2 separate regions of the Mus musculus genome follow, and region 1 is linked to region 2. Evidence: chromatin loops called from intact Hi-C (ENCODE). Cell type or tissue: heart. All regions are shown on one strand. Each heading gives the region's core, and the rest is flanking DNA. Links, peaks and the distances in the headings are about the cores only.

Region 1 (17,046 bases), core at 3,650-11,649, 270 kb before region 2:
CTCTTATCTAAGAATAGTCTTCTCTCTCTGCCAACCACAGGTGGGCTTTGTGTCAGATATAAAGGTAAAAAGGTTTCTCTCCCATTACCACTCTCCTGAGTATAGAAAAAGCATATAAGGGTTTTTTTTTTTTTTTTGGAAGAAATCATTTAAAAGCTCATAGTCTTGAGAAATTAAGTGCAAAATGTCACTGAGAGTTTGTGAAATAGGATACTTCTTCTGAAAAACGGTAAAGATAATAAAAACCTCATGGTAAAATTACATATAAATCTATAGGTAATATGCTACCTACATAATTTGCATATTTTATAAACATATAATATTAATTAATAGTGGCATTGTCAATCAGAATATGCATGGGCCTTTTCCTGGCCCCACTGGAATCTTTTGAAACTGACTTTAATTTGCTTTCGGTATATATATGAATTGGACTACCGTTGCTATGGAGACGTTAAAGCTCATCCAAACTTCTGTGTGGTTATGTCTGAAATTATGTCTTTGGGGAGATTCACGTTATGAGAATGAGGACTGTGGGTGTCTGCCTCTCAAGGTTCCACTTGTTATCAGCTGCCATCATCTACTAAACTAGAAAGACTCATAGATTCCCAAGCCTAATAGATGATTATATTTCATAGTAGATCTTTTATCCTGTCAACCATCGTGAATAACATACCAAATTAATTTGGGGGCATAAATGGATGTGCTTTTTAGGAGAATTTGGCTCTATTTTCAGCTGTGAATTATGCATTAGTAGGAATTATTTGGACAGCATTCATCATCATTTCCGAAGTTAATGAAATTCCATTACACTTTGGTACATTTTCATTTCACCCTGTGGTAAATTAATTCTTCCTCGTTCTCCCTGTGTGTCTCTGTCTCCAATTCTCTTTTTGCATCATTTACAACGATTACAAACTGGAAACATGGAGGGGCTTCATAATTCACGTAAGTTAAATAAGGGCCAGGAAAGACAGATGTTTCTGATTCTATCTACGATGATTTATTCTATAACCCAGTGCCAAGATAAATGTGGAAGGCTGCTTGTTTTCTGAGATGCTACTATTGTTTGTACTGCTCTATAAATCAGAGATGGGCAAGACTGGGGCTGAAGGATTGACTACTTCCCCTGGGCTACTACTCAGAAGAACTAGCCCCCCAACTTGACACTATTCACACCTGCCACCTCAGCAGCTACAGCAGGAGAACATGTCCCCAGGTAGGATGCAAAAAGATGTACTTGACTCTCGGGGGGCGTGTGGAGAAGCTCCACTGGCAAATGAAAAGGCCAGCCACAGAAGAAGCAAACCTGTAGCCAGCCTTAGTGATGAGTGTCTCTGGTTATTATCAGCCTAGTCCTTCCTGGCCCCAGCCTGCTTCCAAACCTAATATTGATTGCCTGAATCCTGTTCTCACAGGTCCCCTGCCCAATAAGTAAACAAATGTCTTTTGTCTAGCTCCTTAGGAACAGACCAAAGTGCATCCAGGAAGCTGCTGTGGCCCTGCTCTCATAGATGGTTCTGTATAGCTGTGGACTCTTTTTTTTTTTTCAGATAATAGGTTAGTGGTTGAAAGGGACTTCTGCCTCTGAACACAAAAAGCACCAGTGTTTGAGTGCTTTGGAGTATCTTTGGGAACATTGCCGAGTTCTGTACCAAACTCATCAGTAGTTTCCACCGCGTCAATGGAAATAATGTCCCTCACACAGACATAGCATGAAGAAGAAATGAAATAAGGCATAGGGAAATATCAAGCACTGGGGCTAATACTTGGTAAATGGCAGTTATTATGACCATTACTAGCTCGTTCTAATGTTTCCTGACCACCTCCTGATTCTTTGCTCCTTTTGTCGTCTGTTTGCTATTATGCTTGCTTGCTTCCCACTCATCTTCCACAGGGCTTAGAGAGGTAATGGTGGCCACTAGAACATGACACATCCGGCCCCAACCACTGTACGGAAAGTTCAAGAAATACAGACCTTCTTTCCTCAGTCTTTAATACCCAACACTGAGTTCCTTGGGAGGGTGAATAGATAGGTAGAAATACAAGAGAGGCAGAGGAGAGAGGAGAGATGCTGGAAGATGCTGAGAGACATGGAGTAGTATAGGTGGAGAAGGATAAAGATCTAAAGTCCCACCCAAGATGAACTGCAGGAAAAAGAGAAAGATAATTTTCAGTGTTGGATGATTCTATCACACATGTGATAACTGACACAGGATACTTTTTCTGCCTTCAGAAAGATTTGTGTTTTATTTATGAATAAGGATTTGAGTCATTTACAGAAATGTCTTCTCAATTCTTCCCTATTAAAATGATATACCAAAGCTGTTTGATTTCTATAGATGAAGTGTTCGATCAATTCGGTTAGAACAATTAGAAATGATCACAGTTGCAAATACTTCTGGTTGATAGTATTTGGCCAAATGCCCCAGAATGAAATCAACCAGATGGCAATGGCATTGATTATACACGCACTGGGATTTTCCAGTTTAAAAAAAAAAAAAAGGTTTCCCAATGAACAATTCAGATAAGCAATAACAACACAGAGTCCTGGTTACATATACTAGCCAACTCTTTTGATTATTTTTCAGCTTAGTTTAGTTGCCTTGTACAATACATGTATGTTTGTTCAGACTGTTCGATGATCTCTATTTCAATTAACTTCAGACACATCCCCTTCTGAAGCAAAAAGTAGACAGCATAGATTTATTTTCCTGTATCAACCAGCCTGACAGATACTCAGGTAAACATAGTCATGGCACCATCTGTACAGTAAGCTGCCTGGAGCTCTTAAGCCAGGCGAGTGGTTGGAGTCAGGTGAAGATAAGGGGGACCTTGATGGTAATTTATAGTTGTTGGGGAAAGGACAGAGCTAGGGAGGTACCCTATTCTTGATGAATGCAGAGACCATTAATGAGGGGAAGTAATCAATATTGATTGATTGTGGAAGGTACAGTAAATCCTGTGATCACACGCCTCCCTTTATCAGTGGTTCTGCAAGAGCGGCTTTTCCTGGGAAGCTTTATAGAAACCTGCTAATTTAAAAAGGCGGGACGGTATATGGACACTGAATACTTTTTTTTTTCAGGAATATTTCATTTAAATAACAATCGTGGCAAATGAAGTCTCCTTTTTGATCAAATTTCACGTTAAGATCATGAACTTAAGTCTTCTCTTCACGGACCAAATTGTTACCCATTCCACCCTACTTCCTTTGAAGATTTTCCATCTCACTAGCGATATCTAAGAGGTTCACGTACTCTGCATCCTGGTCAGCTTTGGATACTATCCATTTTGTTTTTATTTAAGCCATCCAAATAGGTACACAAGGGCATCTTAGTGTGCCTTTAATCAGCATTTCTCTGATGACTAACAGTGTTGAGAACCTTTCCATCTGCCTGTTTGTTAGCACTCTACTTGGTATACGATAAGTGCTCCTACCCAGGATCCACATCATTTCCATCTGCTTCTTCCCCTAGTGCATAATTTCAACAGAGGCTACCTATTTCAAATTTAAAGTAGCAACCACAAGCTTGGAAAATATAGCACTGTGGAGCAAGGGGGGGAAGGAGCTACTTGGGGGGAACTGCTCACATACCATATCATAGAAGTGACCACTGACCTCTGGGAGAAGGAACTGCCTAATTCTAAAAACAATAGCAATAAAAAAAAACTTCAGTGCACACAACATACACACAGCTTCTTAATTAGAATGTTTCATAGTAAAATGTATACCATAGGTAGATAGATTGACTTTTTAAGATGTATATATTTAAACCAGGCAGTAGTGGCACACACCTTTAATCCCAGCACTTGGGAGGGAGAGGCAGGCAGATTTCTGAGTTCGAGGCCAGTCTGGTCTACAAAGTGAGTTCCAGGACAGCCAGGGCTACACAGAGAAACCCTGTCTCAAAAATAAAAAAAAAAAAACAAGCAAGTCACTGAAGAGCTGTCCACGTGCACTTCATTATGACATACATGGCATCTAATCCGTACAAAATGAAATGAGAACTCTTACTATCATTACAACCTTCCCTTGGTGCTCAGTAACGAAGTCTCTGACATTTACTTCCTTTTCACTTTAAACACACACACACACACACACACACACACACACACACACACATCGGATTCTTGAAGCCTAGGATGTGATTGCAAAGTTCCTTTTGCTTTACGAAATTGCCTCGAACACACCAAACAACAGACTATATACAGCACAGGAGAATCGCATGACACTTGAGGCCTACTCTGGCTCCTGGAAAGGAACTCATTGTCTTTTGTCTTCATCTCAGGCTGAATTTAGAAAAGAAGTGAAACTTCTGCTCGTTAGTACTCACCTTGGTGTTCCGAGTCTAAACATGACACTGGTCCATTACTCTTTAAGGTATTTTTAAGGTTCTTTTTATCTATATAACTGTTTGGCCTGCATGTATGTATATGTACCCCACATGTGCCCACAGAGATCAGAAGAGCACAGCATATCCCTTGAAACTGGAACTACAGACAGTTCGTTAACTGCCATGAGGGTGTTGGAAATCTAACCCAGGTCCCCTGGAAGAACAGTAAATGCTGTTAACTACTGAACCATCACTCCAAACTCTGTTCAATCTCTCTTTTCTCTTGATGGCGCTCACCGAACACAAAGCTTCCTTTGGTTCTAAACTCACTTCCTCTTTCTTCCCATTTCCTGTTCACATATTTTAAATGTCCCATATTTATTAGTCTCTGCTTAGACCACCGAGAAACACTATAAAATATTAAAGTCATGTTAACCTATACTCTTGCCTGAGCTACCAACAAATGTCAAAGAAGGGGTGGAGCTGGAGAGAAATTATTGTGGTGCATATTCTGTTAGGGATATAGAGATATGTGCTACACAGGTGATGGATGGACGGGGGGGTGGGGTGGGGGGGGCGTAAAACGGTACTCACTGATCCTCTCCAGCTAATCATTAACTCAAGGAGAAAGAAGGAGTCTTTAACAACAAACATTAGTAGCAGGTGCATTCCTTTCTGTAAATAATTCTGTAAACACTTGTTTATTCCTGATTAGATTTTTGCCTGTGAAAGGGAAAGATTGGAATGTCTTCACTATAATTAATTCTTCAATTACCCATGTTAATGGACAGAGGCAACTGCTCTAAAAATCTCAAACAGCAGTAGATACTCAAGTACTCTTCTCATCGGTCACATGTCTTCCTACAGTCGGTTTTCCTTTTCCACCCACAGCTAGCAAGCAATTGTTTGTGCAGTCAAGAAAATGTTTTCCTGGGGTAATCTCTCCCCCTGCAGGCCAATTGATTATTTCCTGAGAAAAGGCTAGAATGATGCTCCACCTGTGTGCTAATTTACCAAGGGTGCTAAGTACACCCGGAAGGGAAGCTTCACGGAAGGACAATGCCCCTTAGGAGCTAGGATGCACACTCACCTCCTGTTTCCTAGTATTAATGTACCGGAGAAGGCTGATTGAGAGCTGAAATCATCAGGAGAAACTATGTGATTTTAAGTAAACTGCTCTCGGAGTCTCAGCTTACTCGACTGTAAAATGGGACGGTAAAACACAAGGTACAGTGGTTACCCTTGTTAATATCAGCGACCATTACTGCCGATATTAAGGTTGTTGACTATAGTGAAAGCATGGAAATAAGTGATTGTTTCAACCAGGGGATGTGAGTTTGCTGTACTCATGATAAGGAGAAGAAGGGCTGTTGTTTTTAAAAGAAAAGACATTCTAAACTGGGCCTGGTGACACACACCCATAATCGCAGCAACTCTGCAGGCTGACATAGGAGAATATCAAATTTAAGGCCTGCTGGATCTACACCGTGAGTTCAGGGACAGGAAGAATAGTTTAGTGAGACACTGTTGCAACCTAAACGGTGGGAAGCCTAGGGAAGGAAAGGACTGAAGATGCAGTTCAGCTTCTGTGAAAGCCCCAGCCAGTGATCCCCACCATCCCCTAGCCTAGCAGAGAGTGCCTCTTGATGCTTGAAGCTTCCCGCATTTCTGTTTCTTCAGAATCCCTCCCAACCAGAATGGATTCCTTTAAACATGTCCCCAGCGCTGATGCCTCTCTGAGACCCAGGAGCTCCATGTCTTTCCAAGGTGCTTTGGCAAATACCCACTCCCATTCAACCAAACCAGCTTCTCCTACATCAACTATGTGTGACCTCGGTCAAACCAGTGTTCCTCTTCAGCTTCTAGCCCAAGGCCCTAAAAGGTCTCCTTTCGGATGTTCTAACGTCCTGGGAATCTAGCTAGGACATGGGAAGAACACCGTATATGTGGATGCTTGGAGTCTACCTTCCTCTGGCAGCCTCTGAGAATAGCATCTGTAAATCAAACAAACTAACTACTTAGCTACAGACCAGAGTAGGTCTCCTCCCAACCCATTATGCTCAAATGAAAATTTATTGGCTTTAAGCTAATGAAGAAACAGTGAAAGGAAGGCTCAACAGTTAAGAGCACTTACTGCTCTTGCACAGGACCTAGGCTTGTAGGCCTGGTTCCCAACATCAGGTAGCTCACAACTGCCTATAACACCAGTTTTCGGAAATGAGATCTCCTCTTTCGACCTCTGCTGGCACTGGACATGCACGAGCACGCATGCTCTCTCTCTCTCCCTCTCTCTCTCTTTCACACACACACACACACACACACACACACACACACACACTCAAAACATTCACACAAAGTAAATGAACAAATCTTTTTTTAAAAAAGAATTAAAGAAGGGCAGGGCAGTGGTGGCACGGAAGGTGAATTTCTGAGTTCGAGGCCAGCCTGGTCTACAGAGTGAGTTCCAGGACAGCCAGAGATACACAAAGAAACCCTGTCTCGAAAAGAAAAAAAAGCCGGGTAGTGGTGGGGGACTCCTTTAATCTCAGCACTTTGGAGGCAGAGACAGCTGGTTCTCTGGGTTCAAAGCCTCCTGGTCTACAGAGTGAGTTCCAGGACAGCCAATGCTGTACAGAGAAACACACAGGTTTCAAGAAACCCTGTCTCCAAAAAATAAACAAAAATAATGTAAAGAAAATAAAGTAACAGTGTGATGTCTAATATACCAGTGGAATTCCTGAGTTAACTAATTTCTCAACAGTGGGCTGATGGCTGGTGTTTTTCTGTAGACCTAACCAGAGTTGACTTTGCTTGCATGATACATCTTGTCCACTAGGTGGCAGCAACACTCAGTTTTACCAAAGAGCAAGGCCTGGTTTTCTTTTTGTTTTTGTTTGTTGTTGTTGGGTTTTTTGTTTGTTTGTTTGGTTTGGGTTGGGTTGGGTTGGGTTGGGTTAGGTTGCCATTTCCATGATGACCTCTATAACACACCTTCAGGTTTTAAATGTCTACTTTTATTTTCTGAACAGCCAAACATGTTTGGCTCCAATGAAAAGTAGTCACAAATAAATTTCAGATTTCAGAGAGGGGCATCAAGTATAAAGCCAGGCAAGACTGAGACTAACAGCTGGGGATGATCCTTTCATGAATTCGCATAGATGGAAGAGCTGGAGTGGTTTGCCTGATGTAGTTAATGGCTCAAGTCTCTTCCCCTTCAATGCCGGTCTCTTATCCTTAGATAGGGAGACACATCGTTACACATGAAGAGGCTACTCACAAGTAGGCAGTTCTTACACAGGAAGGGACAGTCCACACAGGTAAGTATGTCCCATGCCAGGATGTTTGGTGACATTTCATACCTTGATTTCCTGATAAAGTCTCATACAACACACTCCATATGGATCCTCTCCCCAATAATGGACAGGATGTTCATTTTCAAAATTATAGATTTAAAGAAATAAGAAAGGCACAGTGGGCAGGGGTGTCCAGGTCTGTCCCAGTGTGAAGAGTATCTGATATGAGTTTTTTTTTAATATTTTTTATTATTACATATTTTCCTCATTTACATTTCCAATGCTATCCCAAAAGACCCCCATACCCTCCCCCCCCCACTCCCCTACCCACCCACTCCCACTTTTTGGCCCTGGCGTTCCCCTGTACTGGGGCATATAAAGTTTGTGTGTCCAATGGGCCTCTCTTTGCAGTTATGGCCGACTAGGCCATCTTTTGATACATATGCAGCTAGAGTCAAGAGCTCTGGGATACTGGTTAGTTCATAATGTTGTTGCACCTACAGGGTTGCAGATCTCTTTAGCTCCTTGGGTACTTTCTCTAGCTCCTCCATTGAGGGCCCTGTGCTCCATCCAATAGCTGACTGTGAGCATCTACTTATGTGTTTGCTAGGCCCCGGCCTAGACTGCCATATCCAGGGATCCATCCCATAATTAGCCTCCAAACGATGACACCATAGCATACACTAGCAAGCGTTGGCTGAAAGGACCCTGATATAGCTGATATGAGTTTTAAGGTTCCATGTGTCTGTCTAACCCTGGCTCTCTCCCTTAGGAGAGGAGCGGACAGAGGCTAGCGACTTCTTCAAGCTCTATCCCATTCCATCAGTCACCAACAAAGACACTAGTGAAAAGAGGGTCCTCTAGCAATCACCAGGGACATGCCCCTCAAAATATATATTTTAGAACAGAAACTACTAAGCCCATCCCACCACATGGCTATTAGGCCAGGTTATGTGGCTAATTGAAGCCTATAGAATCAGTATAGCTAAATTAGGGACTGGAGAGAGGGCTCAGTAGTTAACAACACTGGCTAATCTTAAAATGAGAAGGGTTTGGTTCCCAGTGCCCCCATCTGGTGCCTTAAAAAAGCCTAAGACTCCAGGGATAGGGGACTCAACACCCTCATCTGGCGTCTACAGACACCAGGTACACACATGGTACACATCTATACAAGCACTCTCACATACTCATAAACTAGTTTTGGTTTTTGCCGGGCAGTGGTGGTGCACACCTTTAATCCCAGCACTCGGGAGGCAGATGCAGGCAGATTTCTGAGTTCAAGGCCAGCCTGTGTACAGAGTGAGTTCCAGGACAGCCAGGACAGCCAGGGCTATACAGAGAAACCATATATCAAAAAACCATATATATATATATATATATATATATTTGTCTTTAAAGTTTTGGCTCAGACCTTTAATCCCAGCATTTGGGACGCAGACACAGGAAGCTAGCCACATGTGGCTTACAACAGGTCCAGGCCAGCCAAGCAGACATAGTAAGATCCACTCTGAAAAAAGAATTCCTAATCACTGTAGCTAAATTAAATCCAAGTGATGGGTTTAATTGTTTTATTTTTATTTAGTTATTATTTTTATTTTATTATTTATTATTTATTTTATTTATCTTTTCATATTTATCATTTAATTATTTATTTTATTTATTATTTAATTATTTGATTTTTATTTTATTTAATGGACTTTACATTTACAAAATGCCTACACATTTTTATGCAAGGTTTGTTTACACTTTACAAGGCATCTTGGTGGTTTTCTTTCTTTTTTTTTTTTTAAAGATTTATTTATTGGTTATATGTAAGTACACTGTAGCTGTCTTCAGACACTCCAGAAAAGGGAGTCAGATCTCATTACGGATGGTTGTAAGCCACCATGTGGTTGCTGGGATTTGAACTCCGGACCTTCGGAAGAGCAGTCGGGTGCTCTTACCCACTGAGCCATCTCACCAGCCCGGTTTTCTTTTTTTTATCTTATTTGATACTTCAAACATTATGCAGATAGTATGATGAATAGTCAGTCATCATCCCATGAGAACAGAACAAATCGGAGCTAGGAACCACAGTAATGGCTGCCATCCCATCCCCCAAGAGGCAGAGGCAGGATGTTCACGTGAGCCTAAGAGTGTGGAGCCAAACTGAGCAGCACAGGAATACTATGGCTCAAAAACAAAGCAAGACCAAAACAGAGAGAACAAAGGTTCTAGAGTAGACAATTTAAATTTATATCATAGAAAAGATACATTTGAGCTATGTGACTCTGGGCATTTTAATTTTCTTTCCTTTCTCCCTCTTAATTTTTCTTTTATTTAGTAATATCATGAGGGTGAAGTTCGGGGGAGGGATGTATGTGCACGTGTATGCACACTAGCACAGGTGGTGAATGTCATGGCTTCAGCATGGAGGTCAGAGAATCACGTTCTATTATGTCCTTCTACTGCATATTCCAGGCAATGAGCTCATTGTAAGGTTGGCAAGGCAGGCACTTTTACCAATTAAGCTGGTCTAAATTGAATACCTTTCTAAGCCTCAGTTTCCTGCTCCATAAAAATGGGACAAAAAGCATTTAGCCCAAGGTTTGTTATGAGGAGCAAGATGCCATGGGCTAAACTCTCAGACACACCACTTACTACTGAATGATGAATGACGTGTAAGTGATCAAAGATTATACTCAAGGGTACATGGATCCAGACAGAATATTCTTAAAAGGGGGGAGGGAGTGTGCAGTATATGGGCATGAACACATCATTAATCCTAGCACTAAGGCAGGAGGACTGCCATGACTTTGAGTGAGTGCGGAGTACACAGTACCAAGCCAACCAGGGTTACATGGTGAGACTCTCTTTCAGAAGAACCAAACCAAAAAGGCTACAGGAGGGCCGGGTACATTTAGGTACCAGCTGGCATTTGGGACCTAAGCCACCAGTTTATGCAATTGAGGATGGAAGCGAATCTGTAGCATTTGGTTCAGTAAAGCACAATGGCTGCTCACACTCCTCATGTGGCTTTGGTGCACAAACTGTCCACCCTGTTCTGCAGCAGAAGAGGAAGTTACAAAAAGGCCAGAAAAACACTCAGTGTGAGAGGGTAGAGGGTTGGGGAGAAAGAAGTGTGAGCCGAGAACCCTCAAGTTCCTTTCTATGCCTAAAGATAACACCCCCTCTCCGCAATTATCTCATCTCGCCATCCCTGCGGATACACAGATACAATGAACTGATGGAGGGTGATTTGGTTTGAAAGCTCTTCATATGCATCCTCCACTCCCCCACCCTCCTCTTCCCAAGACCATATTCCAAAAACATTATGTCAAATAAAACGGAGGGTAGGGGAGTGGTAAAATTGCCAGGCAAATTCAATAGGCTCACTGTTTTTAATGATAGAAACACCAGAAGAAGGAAAAACAAAACAAAACAAAACAAAACAAAACCAAAACCAAAACCAAAACCATTCCTGCAGTTCATCAACAGTAATCTAAAAGCTGATAACCTATTTGAGCAGATGAAATGCTATTAAGGCACTAAGTGGTAAGTATGTGGACTGGATTAAGTAAAAAATGAAGATTGCAACACAATGTAGATTCAAACATTTCATCTAAATACGGCTGGAATATATGGCCATTGATACAAATAAAAAGAAAACTGTGCGGTAGCTAAACCGTCGTCACACTGATTTGGTTTAGCTACAGTGCATACCATTTTAAAAGCACAATCACCCTGTCTCGAGACAACAACAACGACAACAGCAACAACAAACCCACAATCACCTTTAAGCCTCAAGATAGCCTTTTGACAATTTCTATACTCATAGATCCTTCTTGAACTATAATTTGTATTGCATATTGTAAGTACTGTGGCTTTTAGAAAATGCTAATTTCAAATAAGTGGTCTTGCTGTCTGCTAGCTGTTAGAGGTTGAGCAAATCACTACACTTCAGTTACTTCTCTGGTAAAATGAGGGAGAAGCCAAATCTTAGTGTCTGAGCTGTCAGGAAAACTATACTTTTGGTTTTCCTTCCTTTTGTGCTCCCGGGAACGCCAGCTCAGACCACTGACCACAAAAGTATCCATTAATGGACTTTGAAAAATATGGTGAAAAAAAATGCTGGCGATGTGTGCCTTTAATCCCCACACTTGGGAGGCAGCGTCAAGTGGATCTCTGAGTTCAAGGCCAGCCTGACCTACATGGTGAGTCCTAGGAACAGCCGGGACTATGTAGAGAGATCTTGTCTAAAAAATAAAATAAATAAATAAAGGAAGGAAGGAAGGAAGGAAGGAAGGAAGGAAGGAAGGAAGGAAAAGGAAAGGAAAGGAAAAAGGAAAGGAACGAGAAGAAAAGAGAAGAGAAGAGAGGAGAGGAGAGGAGAGGAGAGGAGAGGAGAGGAGAGGAGAGGAGAGGAGAGGAGAGGAGAGGAGAGGAGAGAAGAGAAGAGAAGAGAAGAGAAGAGAAGAGAAGAGAAGAGAAGAGAAGAGAAGAGAAGAGAAGAGAAGAGAAGAGAAGAGAAGAGAAGAGAAAAGAAAAGAGAAGAGCATTGCAAACTGCACTAGAGAACCGTGTAACTAACCTTCCTGTTATAAGTAACACAACACAAACTCTGTGAAAATGATTCCAGTTTCCGTGAATTTCGGAGACCATGCTCAGTGTGCTCCCTTTCTACCACATCCACAGCCTTGGTAGTGATGTAGGTGAAAGGTAAGGAACGTAACACAAAAGAATTCGGGTCTAGACAGCTGAAGTTGACAGGCTCTACTGTGGTATCTCCAAGGCTGAAGGAAAACTCGAGCCCACATTGTTTTCTTTGAGCCGTCAAGTCACCTAGCCTTCTAGGGATCATGGACAAGCTTTCCTGAAGGAGCTGAAGGAGGATACATTGTTGCCCTTCCTAATCTGACCTTCAGCAAAGCCTGTGCGACTCCCTCTGTGCCAGAAACTGCCAAGGCTGTGGACCTCTGGCTCACATTCTGAACTGCACGCACTCTTTTTTTTTTTTAATTTTTTATTAAGTATTTTCCTCATTTACATTTCCAATGCTATACCAAAAGTCCCCCACTCCCCTACCCACCCACTCCCACTTCTTGGCCCTGGCGTTCCCCTGTACTGGGGCATATAAAGTTTGCAAGTCCAATGGGCCTCTCTTTCCAGTGATGGCTGACTAGGCCATCTTCTGATACATATGCAGCTAGAGTCAAGAGCTCTGGGGTACTGGTTAGTTCATAATGTTGTTCCATCGATAGGGTTGCAGATCTCTTTAGCTCCTTGGATACTTTCTCTAGCTCCTCCATTGGGGGCCCTGTGATCCATCCAATAGTTGACTGTGAGCATCCACTTCTGTGTTTGCTAGGCCCCGGCATAGCCTTACAAGAGACAGCTATATCTGGGTCCTTTCAGCAAAATCTTGCTAGGGTATGCAATGGTGTCAGCGTTTGGAGGCTGATTATGGGATGGATCCCTGGATATGGCAGTCTCTAGATGGTCCATCCTTTTGTCTCAGCTCCAAACTTTGTCTCTGTAACTCCTCCCATGGGTGATTGTTTCCAATTCTAAGAAAGAGCAAAGTGTCCACACTTTGGTCTTCGTTCTTCTTCAGTTTCATGTGTTTTGCATATTGTACCTTATATCTCGCTATACTAAGTTTCTGGGCTAATATCCACTTATCAGTGAGTACATTTCATTTGAGTTCTTTTGTGATTGGGTTACCTCACTCAGGATGATGCCCTTCAGGTCCAACCATTCTGCACGCACTCTTTAGAGATGCCTTTCTCCTCTTTCGGTGAGATCGACTTTCCAGTAAGGCTGCCTCAGTGCATAAGAAGTGAGGGGAAGGTTCACATGCCACAGCGGCAGTGGTGCTAGCAGAGATCCATCTGTTTAGAATTTGTTTGCTATAATCAGCCTCCAAACGTAGACACCATTGCATACACTAGCAAGATTTTGCTGAAAGGACCCAGATATAGCTGTCTCTTGTGAGACTATGCCGGGGCCTGGCAAACACAGAAGTGGATGCTCACAGTCAGCTATTGGATGGATCACAGGGCCCCCATTGGAGGAGCTAGAGAAAGTACCCAAGGAGCTAAAGACATCTGCAACCCTATAGGTGGAACAACAATATGAAGTAACCAGTACCCACCCCCCCCGGAGCTCTTGACTCTAGCTGCATATGTATCAAAAGATGGCCTAGTCTGCCATCACTGCAAATAGAGGCCCATTGGACAGGCAAACTTTATATGCCCAAGTACAGGGGAACCAGGGCCAAAAAGTGGGAGTGGGGGGGTGGGTATGGGGGACCTTTGGGATAGCATTGGAAATGTAAATGAGGAAAATACCTAATAAAAATATTTTTTTAAAACAAATCTGTTTGCTCAGACTTCTGTCTACTCCACAAGAAGACCAGCCTCGGGGCAGGACTGACTGGGCCTGAGACTTCCCACAGTGCTTTGCCTCCACCCCTGGTCAACAGACTCTACCTTGTGCCCTTTCTGAAGGAGGCTTTATCTTTCCCAGTCGCTGAGGGAAGTGCTGGCTCTCTGGGAAGTTCCAGGTTTGTTTTCTTAAAAGATAGATTCCAACTCGTCAATGACTTATTTATCACCCCTCCCAAAACAAGCCTCCTCTCCTCTCCTCTCCTCTCCTCTCCTCTCCTCTCCCCTCCCCTCCCCTCCCCTCCCCTCCCCTCCCCTTCCCTCCCCTCTCCTCTCCTCTCCTCTCCTCTCCTCATTTATCTTCTTTCTAAAAACTACCTGGGTAGAGTTAAGAGACAGAATTACCCATTTCAATCCGAGCTATATGGTATATTACCATCAATAATAATAATTGTTCTGGGCATAGTGCCTCATGACTCTGAGTTCAAGACCAACCACATCTAAATAGAGTTCCAGGCTAGTTAGGGAAACATAGTGAGACCCTGACTCAAATAGTAATAGTGATAGAGGTTACTTCTCATGACTTCATCCTAGTCGACTAGTGAAGCGGTGCAAATGAAGTATGTAATTCACATGTTACCTTCTAATAGCAACTGGTATTACCACAACTAGCCACTTTACATGAATCCTGAAATTTTACACCAAGTAATTAGAATTTCAGTGAAACCGTTATAAGCAACTGTTAATCCTCTCATTTTGCAGATGAAGAAACCAAGACAGAAGGCCACATTGTCCTTGGGTGGTTCAACTGGGTCCTGGACCCAAACTGTTAAGTTCTAAAGCCCCACCCACTTTTCAGCACCCTGCAATGGAGAAGGAGCCATTTGGTGCCTTTACCAGTAGGCCAATCAGTTACTCCCCTGCTAGTCCGTTACTCACATTTGAATGCTTATATAATGACAGCATTTTCCCCTGAACCAACTCCCTCCAAATGTCATTTCCTCCATCTATAAACAGACTGAACACATCCCTGACTTACATTTGAATAAAGCCATTTCACATTTCAGATTTTCTTAACCCTGCAGTAAGCCCTCGGGCAGTGCCACAGGTCCAGGGCTGAATTCCAGCTCACAGTGGAGGATGTGGGAATACTGTAGGCTAAGAAAAGAGCAAGAGAGCAAATGAGAGAGAGGTCCCCTAAGTGCTGCTTTACCCAACTATTTCCCAGCAGGCAATGGATTAAGACACAAAGGAAACATATGGAGATGAAAAAAGCATGCTGGGGTCCATGTTCCTATTAAACATGCACACTGGGTCATTTGAAATCATGAAAACATGAAGTAAGCTACCCAAATATGTCCACAGAGCCCAGGCTGCTGAAGTCACTGCTTTATCTCTCATACCTTTCTTCTTCTTCTTCTTCTTCTTCTTCTTCTTCTTCTTCTTCTTCTTCTTCTTCTTCTTCTTCTTCTTCTTCTTCTTCTTCTTCTTCTTCTCCTCCTCCTCCTCCTCCTCCTCCTCCTCCTCCTCCTTCTCCTCCTCCTCCTCCTCCCCCTCCTTTTGTTTTGTTTTTTTTTTCCGAGACAGGGATTCTCCGTATAGCCCTGGCTGTCCTGGAACTCACTCTGTAGGCCAGGCTGGCCTCGAACTCAGAAATCTGCCTGCCTCTGCCTTCCAAGTGCTGGGATTAAAGGCATACACCACCACTCTCCAGCATACCTTTCTTCTTGAAGGGACACACATCAACAGGATACCAGGGCATACAAATCCAGAAGAAACCAAAACCAGGTCTGCCCATCCTCACCCCCTCACCAGACAAAGAGAAATGACTGTTAGCTCCAAAAGACTCAATGGTTTACATTGACTCAATTATCCCCAGGCAGAATAGCAAACTCCATCATCATCCACAAAACTTTACTGAATATGAACCATACAGAAAAACACCATACTGGCCACTAAGAAAATCTCGTACAAGAACTTGCCCCTCCAGGCCTGTAAAACCCAGAAGTGCTATTTCTTCTATGAAGTCTCTCAGGTACCCTGGTGTCTAGCTGTCTCCCTCTTCTCATCATGGATTACAGACTTAGTAGTTCATTTAGCCTTTGGCTTAGGCTGCCAAGCACTGGATTTTAGTGCCTCTCTTCCTCCTGTTCCTCAACCTACTGGAAAAAAAAAAAAAAACCTGAGTTTTAGGAGTCAAATTATCCTGTCTTTGAACCCTGACTGGAAGGTGGGGGGAGGGAAAGGATCAGGATGCAAAAGCTTTCGGGCCAAGGTGAATGCCTGGGATGAGGAAATGAGAAAGGAGTCTGCTGGAATAGCAAGTAAGGGACAAGCCCTAGGAACCTTTACAAAAAGGTTTGGTGGACAGCCAGAAGTAGGTCTTCTACAACTTTACAGCACCTTCTTGCATTTCCCTTTTAATTCTTTCTCAGTTTCATTGGGTGACTATTAGTCAGGTTCCAGCTGCGTTGCCTGATTGTTCTTGCCTGGGACTTGAGCAAGAGGTAATGCTCATTTTACATCTCTTTCAAAAGATTATTTGGATAGCCCTTCACCTGTGAATAAAAGACCCGCATTAGAAAGGGTGTCAGGAAAGCCAGGTTTCAACAACACGAAGAACAAACGGGAGTCAAGTCCTATCCCTGAGTCCCAAAACAAAATGTAAAGACTAAATTGGTAATGCTAATACAATGTGGCATTCTGGGCTCAGTCTTTACCAGCAACAGTAACAGCTGGAAACTAAAGCAGATCATTACCTGAGAACCAACCTTCACTTTTCCTCTTTTCCTTCCTCCTCTGCCTTTGCTCTTCCACAAACTCTCCTTGCAGTCTTGGAAGGTTGACTGTGGGGACCAACTTGAGCCCTAGAAGGATTACTCCATTTTGTTAGTGTTGTTGTTGAGTTCTTTACCCCAGCTACACACAGAGACCAAGGAAATCCATCGATGAAACATGCTTCCGGTTTTAGGTACACACGTGTGCATGTAGATCCTCAAGATGATCCCATAAGAATACTATGCTTTCCAGTGAATCTCCCTATGTATGATATAA
Region 2 (14,181 bases), core at 5,526-13,525:
TACCCCGGAGCTCTTGACTCTAGCTGCATATGTATCAAAAGATGGCCTAGTCGGCCATCACTGGAAAGAGAGGCCCATTGGACACGCAAACTTTATATGCCCCAGTACAGGGGAACACAGGGCCAAAAAGGGGGAGTGGGTGGGCAGGGGAGTGGGGGTGGGTGGATATGGGGGACTTTTGGTATAGCATTGGAAATGTAAATGAGCTAAATACCTAATAAAAAATGGAAAAAAAAAGAAAATTGGTTATTTAGTAACACTTTTCAGAATTTTATCTGTATGGTTAAAGTTAGCAGCATTTGTGGCTACTGGGAATTTGCTTTGCTTATAAAGGCTTTCACATTTAAGAGTGAATTGAATATACTTTTTTAGCATTTTAAAGGCTTCTTTGTTTTTTATTTGCTTGTTTGTTTTTGAGACAAACTCTTTCTCTCTGTACTGGCTGACCTGTACACAGTATGTAGCCTAGGCTTGCCTGGATCTAACCACAATCCTGCCTTCATCTTTCAAAGTGCTGAGACCACCATAACTGGCTCAAGGGCTTTCGTTTGTTTGCATAAAGGATTGTTGCAATCCTTTACAGCTTCTGGTCATTCGTAACTTATTTAGGTAGTAGGAATACTTTTTATACAAGTAACTAACTGGTTATCCCAACCCCATTCATTCTTTCTTCCACATTGATTGGAAGGATCATCGTCATACTTTGAATGTCCAAACCTCTCTTCCTGGATTCTACAGTGTGTTGGGGGAGGGGGGGTCACACTTGTAATTGTTTCAACTTGCTATACACTTCCTTTTTTTTTTTTTCTTTTTTGTGGTCCTGGGGCACTAAGACAGCTCCTTGAGCATGATGTACAAGCGCTCTACTTCACTGGTCTGTGTCTGTAGCTCTATGTTCTCATATTTGGCATCTCTACTCCAAACCTCAGTAGTCCTTCTGAGGATTGTTTCCTAATCTTGCATGTTTATTTTTTTCCAGATAAGCTCTAGTTATCATTTTCTCCATATCTAAAATCATACTATTGTTTTCCAGAGATTTTATTTTGGAGTGTGCAGGCGTCTGAACTGTGATAGAAGAGTAAGAGCCTTGATTCTCCATCACTTAGATCCATCATTCCTAACTTTGTTGCCGCTGTTCTTTGTTTTCTCCCAGTGCGCTTTTGCTTTGCTTCTGTAATCATTTCAGCCAAGCTGGAGACATTCCTTACCACACTTCATAACATTCCTAAACATGCCAGTGTGCCTGTCCTACAAGAGTGAGGGCATTCTCCTGTGTGATCACAATGCCACTCCCAACAACGAAGCAGGATTAGTTTAGATTCGAATTTCTCCACCCTTCTCTCAAATAGCTTTTCTAGTGGCTTCCCCAAGGGTCACAGATTAGTGCTGATGGGTGTCCCTTTAGGCTGTCTTTTGGAAAAGTGTTATTTTCTAAATAAAATTGGCTCTTTGAACTTTTTCTTGACACAATGACAACCTTATTAGAGCTTAAGAGCCAGACACTAGGGCAGTCAGGCTGCCAGGCAGAGGACTCCAGAGAAGAGGAAGAGGTGGCTTCAGTAAGGAAAGTCAGCCAGCAGCCACATGGCCCACAAGCAGCTACAAGGCTGCAAGGAGAAGTAGAGGTGGCCTCGTAGAGGAGTAGTAAGGAAGCCCAGAGTAGCTGGAAAGCATGCCCAAGCTTTGGCCACTATCCCAAAGGAAGAGACAGAAAGGTTAAAAAAAAAAAAACAAAACAAAACAAAACAAACAGGCAAAGTTCTTCTGAGTCAGAAAAACCAGTAGACCTTAGTGCTCCATAGTGGAAGATTTGCAAGAGACTGGATGGAGGAAAGGACTTCTGGGAAGAGAAAGAACATAATCTCACTGAGGAAATAATCCCACCCACTCCTTAGAATGACTTTAGGTGAATTAGCTTTCTGTGGGTAGGAAGGTAGGCTGATGATTCGAAAATTTTCACACTTGCAGAAAACTTGGGAAGATTGTCATATGCTCTATAATCGGTCTATTTTGTTAGTAACATGTTCATTGAAGCCATTTGGTACAATCAGTGAACCAATATTAGTGTGAGATACTAACTAAAGTCCATACTTATTTTCGGATTTCTTGGGGTTTGCCTAGTATCTTTTTTGTGTTTTAGGATCTTATGTTAAGATACTGTGTCCCGGCTTCTCTTGCCTGTGACAGCTTCATAGCCTTTATTTGATGTTTTGCTGCTGGGATTTGCCTGACATTATTAGTAGACTGTGCTTCTATGTTGGGGCAGGAGAGAATTGACAGGCCTGTCAAAGGTAAGACTTGTCAAGCATCTGTCTCCTCTGTGAAATTGCACTTTGTCCTCATGCAGTGCTATTAGAAAGCCGTACATGTAGCCCATACTTACAGAGTGACAACTTACGATACCCTACCTTGAGGGCAGAGTACTCATATAACTGATTTAGGTTTCTTCTATAGAAATAACTTCTACAATATGTTCCATCTCCTTTACCAATCTATTTAGTCATTCCTTTATTCAAGTTTGGGTTTTCAGATATGAATACTACCTTATTTTGTTGCTGCAACTGTTCCGATTGTAAATACTGGGAGCTTTATCTGTGGCTCTTATGTCCTTTGGCCATGCCCTCATCATTGTAGGTTTTGATTTTAAGCACTTCTTTGGTTTCTGGCAATATAATACATTCTAAACTTTGCATTGTCTATCACCTTTTCTAGTCCTAGAATTAGCCAGTTTTCCAAAATAGCCTGGTTTCATTGAGTGAAGAATGGTATTAGAAACCAAGACCTGGCCACTGCTTTGCTCATTGCCACTGGAATTTCACTGCTTCCACATCTTCTCATTTGGATATAATAAGGAAATGGGTGTACTCAATTAGCCCGTGCACTTCCATGTAAGTGTAACTATTTCTACATATAACATCTTGATCCATGCTTAGTGGGTTCATGCTGGTATTGAATACATCATCCCATAGATAATTCAAACTTCTTTTTCCTTGCTTATCAGTCAGCCTCCAACTGAAACCTGACTCCTGCCTTCTGCTAGTCACTTAATTGAATTGTTTGGTTTCTAATTGTTTAACTTACTGCACATATAAGTAATTGCAGAATTGCTAACTCACAGTCCCAAGGAAACAACTTTATCAGGTGGGAGCCCAGAGATTACAAATTGATTGTTTGCCATTTGTTTTACAGACTGCCCAGTTGTAAAGTGACAGGTTATTCCCCAGTCTCTTCAGTACACGCACTGATTTATTTTTAGAATTTTATTCCTTTTTTAAAAAGCTATTTATTTATTTCATGTATATTAGCACACAGTAGCTGTCTTCAGACACACCAGAAGAGGGTATCAGATCCCATTACAGATGGTTGTGAGCCACCATGTGGTTGCTGGGAATTGAACTCAGGACCTCTGGAAGAGCACTCAGTGCTCAATCACTGAGCCATCTCTCCAACCCAGGTTTTTTCTTTCTCTTTCTTTTTTCCTTCCTTCCTTCCTTCCTTCCTTCCTTCCTTCCTTCCTTCCTTCCTTCCTTCCTTCCTTCCTCTCTCTCACTCTCCCTCTCTCCCTCTCTGCCTACCTGCCTTTCTTCTCTCTCTCTCTCTCTCTCTCTCTCTCTCTCTCTCTCTCTCTCTCTCTTTCGAGTCAGTGTCACTTTGCAGACTCAGGCTTGCATCAACCTCACAGCAATGAACCTGTCTCATCCACTTTATAAATCTTTAATACAATTAGATTGTCTTATTGTATTGTACATTGTATTTTGGAATTTCCCTGACCTCCTAAGCGATTTCTTCATTTGTCTACACTAGGGTTCACTTGTTTCTCATTTTGCATGTGTTCATTTATTATGTTCTGTTTTCAGTACTGGAGATGGAATGTAGCCCTTCACATGAGCTAGGTGAGCTCTGTACCCTTTTTATTTTGTGGCAGTATCTCACTAAGTACCCCAGAGAGGTCCTGAACTTGAGATTCTCCTGCCTCAACTTCCCAAGTATACTTGAGGTTAGAAGCTCATGGAACCAAGCCTAAGAGAACTACTCACTTTTTGTGTTCTAAAGTTTAATGAGTGTTGGCTGGTGCATAATCTAATATAAGCACAAGTGCGTTGTTATCCTGTAGAATCATTTCACAGCCTTGAAAAGCCCCGCGCCCCACCTCTTCTCCCACTTTCCCCTGATCCCCTATGCACCCATATGGTTAGATTCCTCCACTGTGCAGTCTTGTTTGGACTGACTTCTTTGAGGAATATGCATTCATCAGTCCTCTCTGTGCCGTGACTACACATGTCTTTGTATCTCTAAATAGTAGACCGTTTTCCTGATGCCTCTGCCTGCTTACTTAGTAAATGCCTCGGCGGCTTCCAGGTTTGACTGCTCTTGAATCGCATTACTGTAAGCGTTCACATGTAGTTTTGTTTTTTTGTGTGTGTATGTGGACATAACATTTCAGATTAGTTGGGTAAATACCAAGGAGCACAGTTGCTAGATCATATGTTAAGATTATGTTTAGCTTTATAAGATATTGCCAAACTGTCTTTCAAAATGGCTGTATGGCTTTGCAGTCTCCATAGCAATGAATACATTCCTGTGTCTTGGCACTCTTCTCTGTTATTGCTATTGTCTGCTTCTGAATTTTAGCTCTTCTGCTCAGTGTGTAGTGACGTATCACCATTACTGTAATTCACAGTTCCTTTACAGCATCCTGCAGAACACGTTTTCATGCACTTATTTGCCATCTCTGTTTTTCCTTTGCCCATTTCCAAATGGGATTGTTTTCATACTGATCAATTTGAAGACTTCTGGAGATCTATTGAGTCGCCTTGAAAAATGTGTGTTTTGGAAAAAAAATTTTTTTTTTTACACTCAGTGGCCTGTCTTTTCATTCTCCTCCTATCTGTTACAGAAAAGTTAGTTTTAGTGAAGCCTAAATCGCCAAGTTTCTCTTTCATGGATCAGGCTTTTGGGAATGAGTTGTAAATCTTACCTAGATCTTCTCATGTTTGCATACAGTGTTATTTATTTTTAAAGTATTACTGCATATTTCATGAAATGACATATTTTATTATACTTTCATATCTATAAGTATATACTCTGTTCATATTCAACTCTCCATTAACCCCCCTTCACCAAATGGGCCCCTTCCTCTTCCCAAACGATGATCTTCCTTCTACTTTTGTGTCACACACACACACACACACACACACACACACACACACGTGCGCGCGCGCATTCACTCACAGAATTTACATTCTGGATATGACAAAATGATAGAACTTTCATAGCCTATGTGTGTATGTGTGTATGTGTATATGTGTGTATGTAGAGGTCAGAGAACTCAGGGCAGTGGGCTGTTTCCTTACACCATGGGATTTGGGAGGCTGAACTCAGTTGGTCAGGCTCCTGTGCCATCTTTTACAGTGACCTATCTTGCTAGCCTGAGTCCTGCTTTTATAATACTTTCACAAATAGGCAGAGAATTCTCCATATTGGGGGCTTGATTTTTCCATTCTTGTTAACTGTACTGATATCTCTGCTCTAATTGATATGCCTTTCTTTTTGTAGTTAAATGTTTCTCTTGTAATATTTGGCCAATATGAAATAGGAACTTATATATAAAATGAAACTGAACAAAAGGGACATGTGTTTACATGCCACCAAACTGACCATGTACTGGCAGTGTCCTTTAGTTTTGTTTGTTAGTTTCTGTGTCTTCAGAAAATATTTTTCCTATTTATGTATGTACTTTATCATAAAGTCTATTTTTACTTCAAGTATGTAATTCATTTGGAAGTTGTTTTTTTTTTTTTTTAAATGCGGAATGAAGATGCTGTGGAGATTGTTCAGTAAGCAAAAGTGAAGACCTAAATTCAAACCATAGAACCTACACAAAGCTAGATGCAATAGTTTGATTCTATAATCAAAGAACTCCTACAGCAAACTGCGAGATGGAGACCAGAGAATTCCTGGAAGCTTCTGAGCCAGCCAGCATGACGTGTGGAATGGCAAACAACAAAGAGACCCTGTCTAAAACAAGGTAGAAAGGGAAGCATTGATGCCCCAAATCATCTTCTGACCTCCACGCAGATGCTGTGGCATGCTATGCCTGTACTTACACACACACACACACACACACACACACACAGAGAGAGAGAGAGAGAGAGAGAGAGAGAGAGAGAGACAGAGAGAGACAGAGAGAGACAGAGAGAGACAGAGAGAGACAGAGACAGAGACACAGAAGGGGGAAGAGAGAGGAGAGGGAGAGAGAGATTAAAAACCCAATCTAATTGCATCATTTATTCAGTTTAGTTTGTGGTTTTGAGACAAAGTCTTACCATGTACTCCAGCTGGCTTTGAATTCTTGATGTGTCTGGCTCTGCCTCCAGAGTGCTATGCCACTATGCCCTGACATTTGCAGTATGTTTCACATGCATTGTTAGCTGCCCTGGTGCCATATGTTGCCCAGTGTATTTTCCCACAGTTATCTGCAGTGCATCCTATGAACCACATCAGACTTCCACACGTGAGTGGGACCTTCTGGGCCTCTCTGGCCGATTTCATCATTCTATTCTTATGCTTTGTGCTAGTCTTGATTAATAATCGTCAACAGACATTCCTGAGAAATATAAGCTGTATAATAATAATAATTTGTTCTTTGTGTGTGTGTGTTTGTCTTAACGATTCCTTTGATTTCTTTCCCATGTAAATTTTAGAAATGGCTAAATTCCATTAAAAAAAACCCTTTACTGTAATATACTACATATATACATTATCTCATATACTACATATATACATTATCTCAGGGGTAAAAGCACCAAGTCTTTCCATCCAACATGAGGCCCTTTTCTGAAGTCTTAGTAAAATTTTATAATAACTTGCATACAGATTTTATAATAATTATATTTATTATATAGTCACATATACATATTCCATATAGACTATATATAAAAGATGTATATTTCTGTATATGTTTATATACTTATTCTCACAGTTTTACTAATGTTATCTGAAAATCTTGCATTTCCTAAGTTTCTTGGTACTTTTTTAAAAAAGAAATTCAGTTAATTTCCATATGCTGAATTTATACTTAATAAGCTACTTGACCTTTTGGTTCAGCAAAATAATTTATCTACTGGCGAAAGATGGGGATTCTTGCGCAGTGCAGTTGACTAGAATTGGTGACAATGAGCACATTCATCTTCTTCCTTATTTTTGCAAGATTCTAATTACAGTTTGAGAGAAAGTCTCACGGTGTAGCCCTAGTTGGCCTTGAGCTTGCTTTGGTAAGCCAGTTGGCTTCAGACTCACAGAGACTGGCTTACCTCTGTTTCCCAAAGAGCTGGGATTAAAGGCATGCCTGGCCCGTGACTCTGATTTTTAACTCCTAGGAATAATGTATGCTGTAGATTCCTGATAGATTGGCTTTGTAAGTGCATGCATGTGTTTCTTGAAACATAAATCCATGCCTGGTGAGAAGACTCAGAGATGTTTGTTCTCTGACCTCTGGTAGCATGTCCATCCAACATTCAAAGATATAGATCCTGAGCGCATACATGTGCACACACACATGCACAAATGCTAAAATCATAAACACTTTGTCCTAAGAGTCTCAGGGAGAAGTTAGAGTGTATATATAGATGAGGAAGGACTTGGGGAGGGGCCCTATCTACGTAGGCATGGTAAATCCTTCACCTGTGCTGCATGAAGACCTTCCAGTGTTGCTTTAGGGTCACCCATACTCCCACTTGGAAGCCATCACCCATGTTGTATAAGAAAATGCATTGTTTCACCAGGGTGATCTTTAGTAGACTCAAATTTTGAGAAACTTAGGAGCCAGTAGACATTGCTTAGCCACCACCTGTGGAAATTTCTATAGCAATCAGAAAGAGTTGAGTACAATCTATGTCCCAGCTTCTGTACCACCCTGGCACTGCTCTGTACCTAAAATGTTCTAGTCACTGTGGTACTCACATTCTCACACAATCCTCTCTTTTAGCAACCTCTGCTGGCCATCTTATCTCTAATACACAATTGTCTCTGTTCTGGTCCAACTCTCCCTAAAAATGGTCTCCCTAACTATTTTCTTGATTCTCCACTCCCCTCAATTTGTTCTTATATATGAGACCCTGCCGTCCTTTTTCTCTCCCTTTCTTTTTCTTTTTTTTTTTTAAAGATTTATTTATTTTATTTATATGAGTACACTGTAGCTGTCTTCAGACACACCAGAAGAGGGCATCAGATCTCATTACAGATGCCTGTGAGCCACCATGTGGTTGCTGGGGCTTGAACTCAGGACCTCAGAAAGAGCAGTCAGTCAGTGTTCTTAACCACTGAGCCATCTCCAGCCCCCTTTCTCTCCCTTTCTCTTCTTCTCTCATTTAATTACAAATACTTTTAAAATGGAATGGTTTTTCTCTATTCTTCTAGCCTCTTCTGACATGATGATCATCGATCATCAGGAAGCTCCAGTAAGTCTAAGTCTATTCTGATCAGTCTGCTTCCCATTCTTGTCCACTTCCCACCCATCCTTCCTCCTCCAGCCCTGCATTACAGTGATGGTGTGAACAGGAAAATGAGCCCATGCCATGTCCATGCTGAAAGCCCATCCTCTGTGGTCCTTAGCACCCAGGATACAACCTGACACCTGAGTGTGGTCTACAAGAGCCTGTATAACTCATCCCACCATTCGTTCCTCTCCTAGGTCACACTTTCCTTGTCACTCTCTGCCTCTTTCATTCCATGGCCACCAAACATATGTTTCTACATCCTCTGCCATGGTCCTTGATACAGCAGGGAATTCTCCCTCTACATCTCCACAGTCCCCCATCTCCTCCTCAGCTCCACTTAGAGGACCCCTCCCAGAAAACCCAAGTGCCCTCTGCCTCCCCCTCTTGCATCTTTGATCAATTCATTCTCCACACAAGAGCAGCTGTTTGTGATTGCATTATATTCTTGTATGTCAGGGAACGGGGTTCTTGTCCCCATCTCTTCTGCCTCAGAAAAAGTGAATTCTCTTCATCCCCAGTCTGATATTTCTAATGTCATTTCCTCATCTTCTGCTGTGCCAATTACCATCCAGGAGTTAAGGGTCAGCAGTGAACAAGAAACACGGAAACTAGGACCAGGCATGGTGGCACACGTTTAATCCCAGCCTTTGGGAGGAAGTGGCAGTTGGATCTCTGTGAGGCCGAGGCCAGCTTGGCCTAGTCTACATAGTGAGTTCCAGGGGAACCAGGGATATAGGGAGAGACACTGTCTCAAAAAACAAAACAAACAAAACAAAGGCCAGGAACTGACTGTCATTCATGTCCTCAGGACGACACAGGAAAGTGGTCAAACAATAAAACAATTTGACGAATATGACAGGAAGTATCATCCCACTCCTTCACCTGGATTCTGTCTGATGGCATAACTAGTGTCAGCAAAAATGGGCTGATAAAAAATCTGGAAGGGATTGACTAGAAGATGAAACTGCTACCAACAATCTATAGTTGAGGAAAGAATCAGAGAAACATCTGTTTGGGGGACTGTGTCAAATACATCCCAAGGAAAAATCAATTTTGCTATCAATTAGTAAAAAAAAAAATTAAAAGTTTGAGTAATATAAATAATGAAAAAAAAACCATTTATCACTGAAAATAGGATGAATCACTCTTGTTCTTTTTCAAGGCAGAGGATACTTAAGGGTGGTATGTCTTTTACAAAAACAACTGTTGTTGGGTTAGAGAGAGCACGGCAGTGAGGGACATACACTATATTTGCAGAGGATCCAAGTTTGTTTCTCTGTACTCACAACCACTTGTAACTTCTTCCCCAGAGGATTTGACACTCACTTCTGGCCTTCATGAATACTAAGAGACCTGTGACAGGCACACACACACACACACACACACACACACACACACTTACACATGCATCCAAACAAACAAAAGTAAATCGTAAACCTTTTGTTACTATTTCAAGTCTACATATCACAAGAAACAAGAGTAGGATGCTATTGAAGGGATGCAGACTAACATCTGGCATGACATGGATTTGCTCTTTTCTCTTTCGTGTGTGTCAAGAGCACTTGGTCATCTGTAAAAGCAATGCTCCCATGTGCTATTCTGGGTTCTCTTTACTTTGGCTGAGAAAGCATGCATTGAGGGGTTGGGGATTTAGCTCAGTGGTAGAGCACTTGCTTAGCAAGCGCAAGGCCCTGGGTTCGAGCCTCAGCTCTGAAAAGAAAAAAAGAAAGAAAGAAGACAACATGCATTGGGCTGGAAAGATGGCTCAGAGGTTCAGAGCACTGGCTGCTCTTCTAGAGGTCCTGAGTTCACCTCATCTATAATGAGATCTGGCGCCCTCTTCTGGCGCGCAGGCATACATTCAGGCAGAACACTATACATAATAAATCTTTATTTAAACAAAAAAAGTAAACGTGTATTTTTCCTTTTCTTCCTTGGTTACCCTTCACATTAGTTTCCTTACATGAAAAGGTCTCATTTAAGTGTTAAAATACAAATTAAGTGTCACCTACTTTGTAAAGCATGGTTACAAAGCTAGTGGATGTCTTCATTGATTTCTGCATTCTCTCCATCTTCCCAGTGGGAATCATTCAGTTGTTTCTATCTGGTCCCTTTGACACTTCACCAAGAGGATGCAGTGGTGTTAAATGTCCTACAAACCCTCAAATCATGACCACTTGGCCCTTTATAGAAAAAAAAAAAGTACCCAAACTTGGTCATAGCTAAGTACTTCCCAGTGGACTCATTAATTGTGCTGCCATCGGATAATAAAAGATATGCCAAATCATTTACAAGTGATAGATATGCGCCAGACTGCTGGAAGCTACCTGGTGGTCCTCCAGTTCACCCATCCCACAATGACCCAAAGCATTGCAGATGGGGGCCACAAGCCCTGATCTGGCCTCAACCATGTGTACTGCTTTGTTTCCGGCAGGTCAGCAAAGAGAGCTCGATGGGTAAAGCTGAGTCCAGCTTTAGGCACACACGTAAGTGGGGCAGGTCTGAGCTCTAAATGCATCATTTAGATGCATTGGAAATGGACTCGACGGATTTTAAAAGAATTTATACATTTATTCATGTTCTGGGGTGTGTGTGTGTGTGTGTGTGTGTCTATGTGTACATGAAGGCCACAGGCATGCTGTGGAGGTCAGAAGACAGCTTGCTGGAGGTTTTCTTCTATCAGTCATGGTTAGAGAAGATGGCAAATCCTCTGTTCATCCTAGCTTGATGTCTGGCTTGGTGGCCAAAGTTTGCCTTAAGACTAGGACTCATAACAATCAATGCAAATCTAATCTAATCTAGGCATCACAGCAGAGGAGGAGGAAGACAGACTGAGACTTGTGGACCATCATACTACCCACAGACCTGCCCTCCAGCACATGGAACAGGCCAGCCATAAACACCTGTTTGCCACACCATATAGCATGGATGGAGGATGTCACCCAGGGGCACAGCAGCCATGTGGCCAGTCTACAGCAGGAGCCATCACAATGTACAAGTCTGCAGTAGTCAGATGGGAGAAAGAAGTGGAGCAGCTTGGGCATTATGAAAAGAGATGGAGCTAGAGACTCGAGGGTGGCGAGGAGATGCCTGTTGTGAGTGTCAAACTCTGCCACCTGTGGCCATGGTGAGGTCCCAGCACAAGCTGCCACTGAGGGCCAGCTCTTGAGTCAATAGTTAAGTAGCACAGCAGCAAGGGTTGCTGTTGATATCAGTGGCTCTAGACACTAGACTACTAGAGAACTTGGGAATGTCCCTGGTCCAGGAAGCCGCCAGAGACCACATGAATGTCCAGGGGTTGTGCATAATGGCCCCACCCATCACTGGTGCTCTGGAGAGCTGGCCCCATCTCTCACTAGTGGCAGCACTTGGGGAGCAGGACCTGCACCTTGCCCAGACAGCACAGTGACCCTGTCACTGTTCTGCTGTAGGGTGACATGGGCACAGAGGTGATGCCCCCACCTCTACCACTACCCCTCACCACCTCTGGCATTTGAGAAAGCTGCCCACAAGGTCATGAGCTCCAGAGGGCTGGCCCTGCCCCTCACCAGATGCAGTACTCAGGAAAGCAGGCCCTACACCTCACCTGGGCAACACAACGGAGATGGCCCCGATCACTGTTGGGTGAGCCATCCCCGAGAGAGTGAGAGCAGTAGAGCTGACCTAGCTCCTCATAGGCTACAGCCCTTGGGGGAGTGGATCCCAAACATTGACTGGGCAGCATAGTGGAGCTGGCTCTGGCATCCTGCAAGTTAGCCTCCCTGAGGGCAGGAGAGCATAACTGACCCTGACTCCTGTAGATGACAGCATTGGGTGGCCTAGCTGGAGCAGTGCTAGAGAGCTTGCCCTGGTGGTGTGGATAAGGGAGAGCTGGTGCACTGACCAGCTCAGCTACCACCCAGGTCCAGGTCCAAGTCCAGGACACTGAGGTGGCCCACACCAAAGTCTATATCATCTGTTAACATCTGAGATGTATGAAAGGGCCAGTCCTGCTGATCCAAAGCTTCAGGAAATCCATGGCACAGGGCAACAACAGGATAACCAAGAGGAATCCCAATGAGGATCCAATATTGATGGTGTGGCAGAAGCCAGAGATCTCAAAGCAGACCAATGACTCATTGCAGTGAACATTATTTGCAGATGAAGATGTGTGGACAGAGGGATAAACTGTGGGACACATTGTGATGTAGTGCAGTTTCCACAGTGAGATGCCTTCTATGCTTTGGGGTGTGTGTGTGTGTGTGTGTGTGTGTGTGTGTGTGTGTGTGTATTTTATTTTGGCAAGGAGATTGCAAGGGTGAAGTGTGGATATGAGAGGAATGGAACGTGAAGGAACTAGGGCGCATGATGTACAACTCACAAAGAATTAATGAAAAGTAAAAATAAATATATAAAAATCACTTTATTCCAGTTAACTCGCTAATAACAAACGCCACCCAGCTGGTATCAGGAAGCCACTCCAATACAGTCCTGCATGTGACACCTCTCATTAAGCATCTACACAGAACCCCTCCTCATCACCCCATCCCTGCAAATGCTCTCCTTTCTATAATAAATATCTGCACGCTTTGAAGACCTGGTGAGGTGAGGAGAACCTTCCAGACTTTAGCCAAAGTAGCCCATTCCCCAGCAGACCACTAGTTCATTGTTCTGTGCTCCAAAGCCATGCCAGACTGCAGCAAGGCCAAGCCATCCTTTGAGATAGTAGGATGTTTCCAGCCTCAATGTCACTAGCCTGAAGGAAATTCCCTAGCTAGAAAGCAGCATGCAAGGAGGGTCCTCCACATTAGCCTCTGACTTGGCAAGAAATTAGATTTTAAAAGGAGGGTGAGGGCTGGTGAGATGGCTCAGTGGGTAAGAGCACCCGACTGCTCTTCCGAAGGTCCGGAGTTCAAATCCCAGCAACCACATGGTGGTTCACAACCATCTGTAACAAGATCTGATGCCCTCTTCTGGAGTGTCTGAAGACAGCTACAGTGTACTTACATATAATAAATAAATAAAATTTTTTAAAAAAGAATGAAAAATTTAAAAAATAAAAAATAAAAGGAGGGTGAGGGGCTGGAGAGATGGCTCAGCGATCAAGAGCCCTGACTACTCTTCCAGAGGTCTTAAGTTCAATTCCCAGCAACCACATGGTGGCTCACAACCATCTGTAATGGGATCTGATGCCCTCTTCTGGTGTGTCTGAAGACAGTGACAGTGTACTCACATATATTAAATAAATCTTTTTTTTTTTTTAAAGGAGGGTGAAATGGAGGCGTTGGAATGTTTCTCATGACAGTGAAACAGAAGGGAAACGAGCACAGAAGACAAATGAATGAACCCTTGTTCCTGGAGTCAGACCCTAATGTCCATGGAAGAACTGGCTAGAGAGGAGAAAACGGTAAGATAAAAGCTGTGTGTGGATGACATCCCCACACGGCACATCCGACTCTTGGTTTAGAAAAAGAGAAAAATTCACAATTACTGATGATGGCTCTATTTAAGCCACTGTGGTCATTAGGGAATATTCTGCTTTGGAGCTGCTTGAACTGAGAAAAGCTTTTCAATGGGCATAGAAAGGAGCCCCCTACTGATTGGCTTTTGAGGCTCTGGCACATGGGTGTGAATGGAATCTGCTTTGATTCTCTTGCTGCTTTGAGCATCATGCTGGCAGCATGATGATTTATCTTTTTCTCTA

What was found. Peaks named below come from ENCODE experiments on the same cell type or tissue, not always from the same donor. Only the 100,000 strongest peaks of a DNase experiment are listed, where the experiment ranks them.
Region 1: a loop joins it to region 2, with 8 times the contacts of the local background. A loop is called at or near these places in 3 of 42 quality-filtered maps.

Annotation. Positions count from the first base shown.
Region 1 is chrX:56,829,683-56,846,728 of GRCm38, reverse strand. No RefSeq gene overlaps it. Among named protein-coding and RNA genes, the nearest start is that of Map7d3, 16 kb to the right of the region's middle. In heart, for the core only: a CTCF peak has its summit at 7,146 (motif pointing right); no DNase peak of the experiment used is centred there.
Region 2 is chrX:56,568,815-56,582,995 of GRCm38, reverse strand. It overlaps a transcript of Gm648 not described here. Among named protein-coding and RNA genes, the nearest start is that of Mir5116, 12 kb to the left of the region's middle. In heart, for the core only: a CTCF peak has its summit at 10,344 (motif pointing left); no DNase peak of the experiment used is centred there.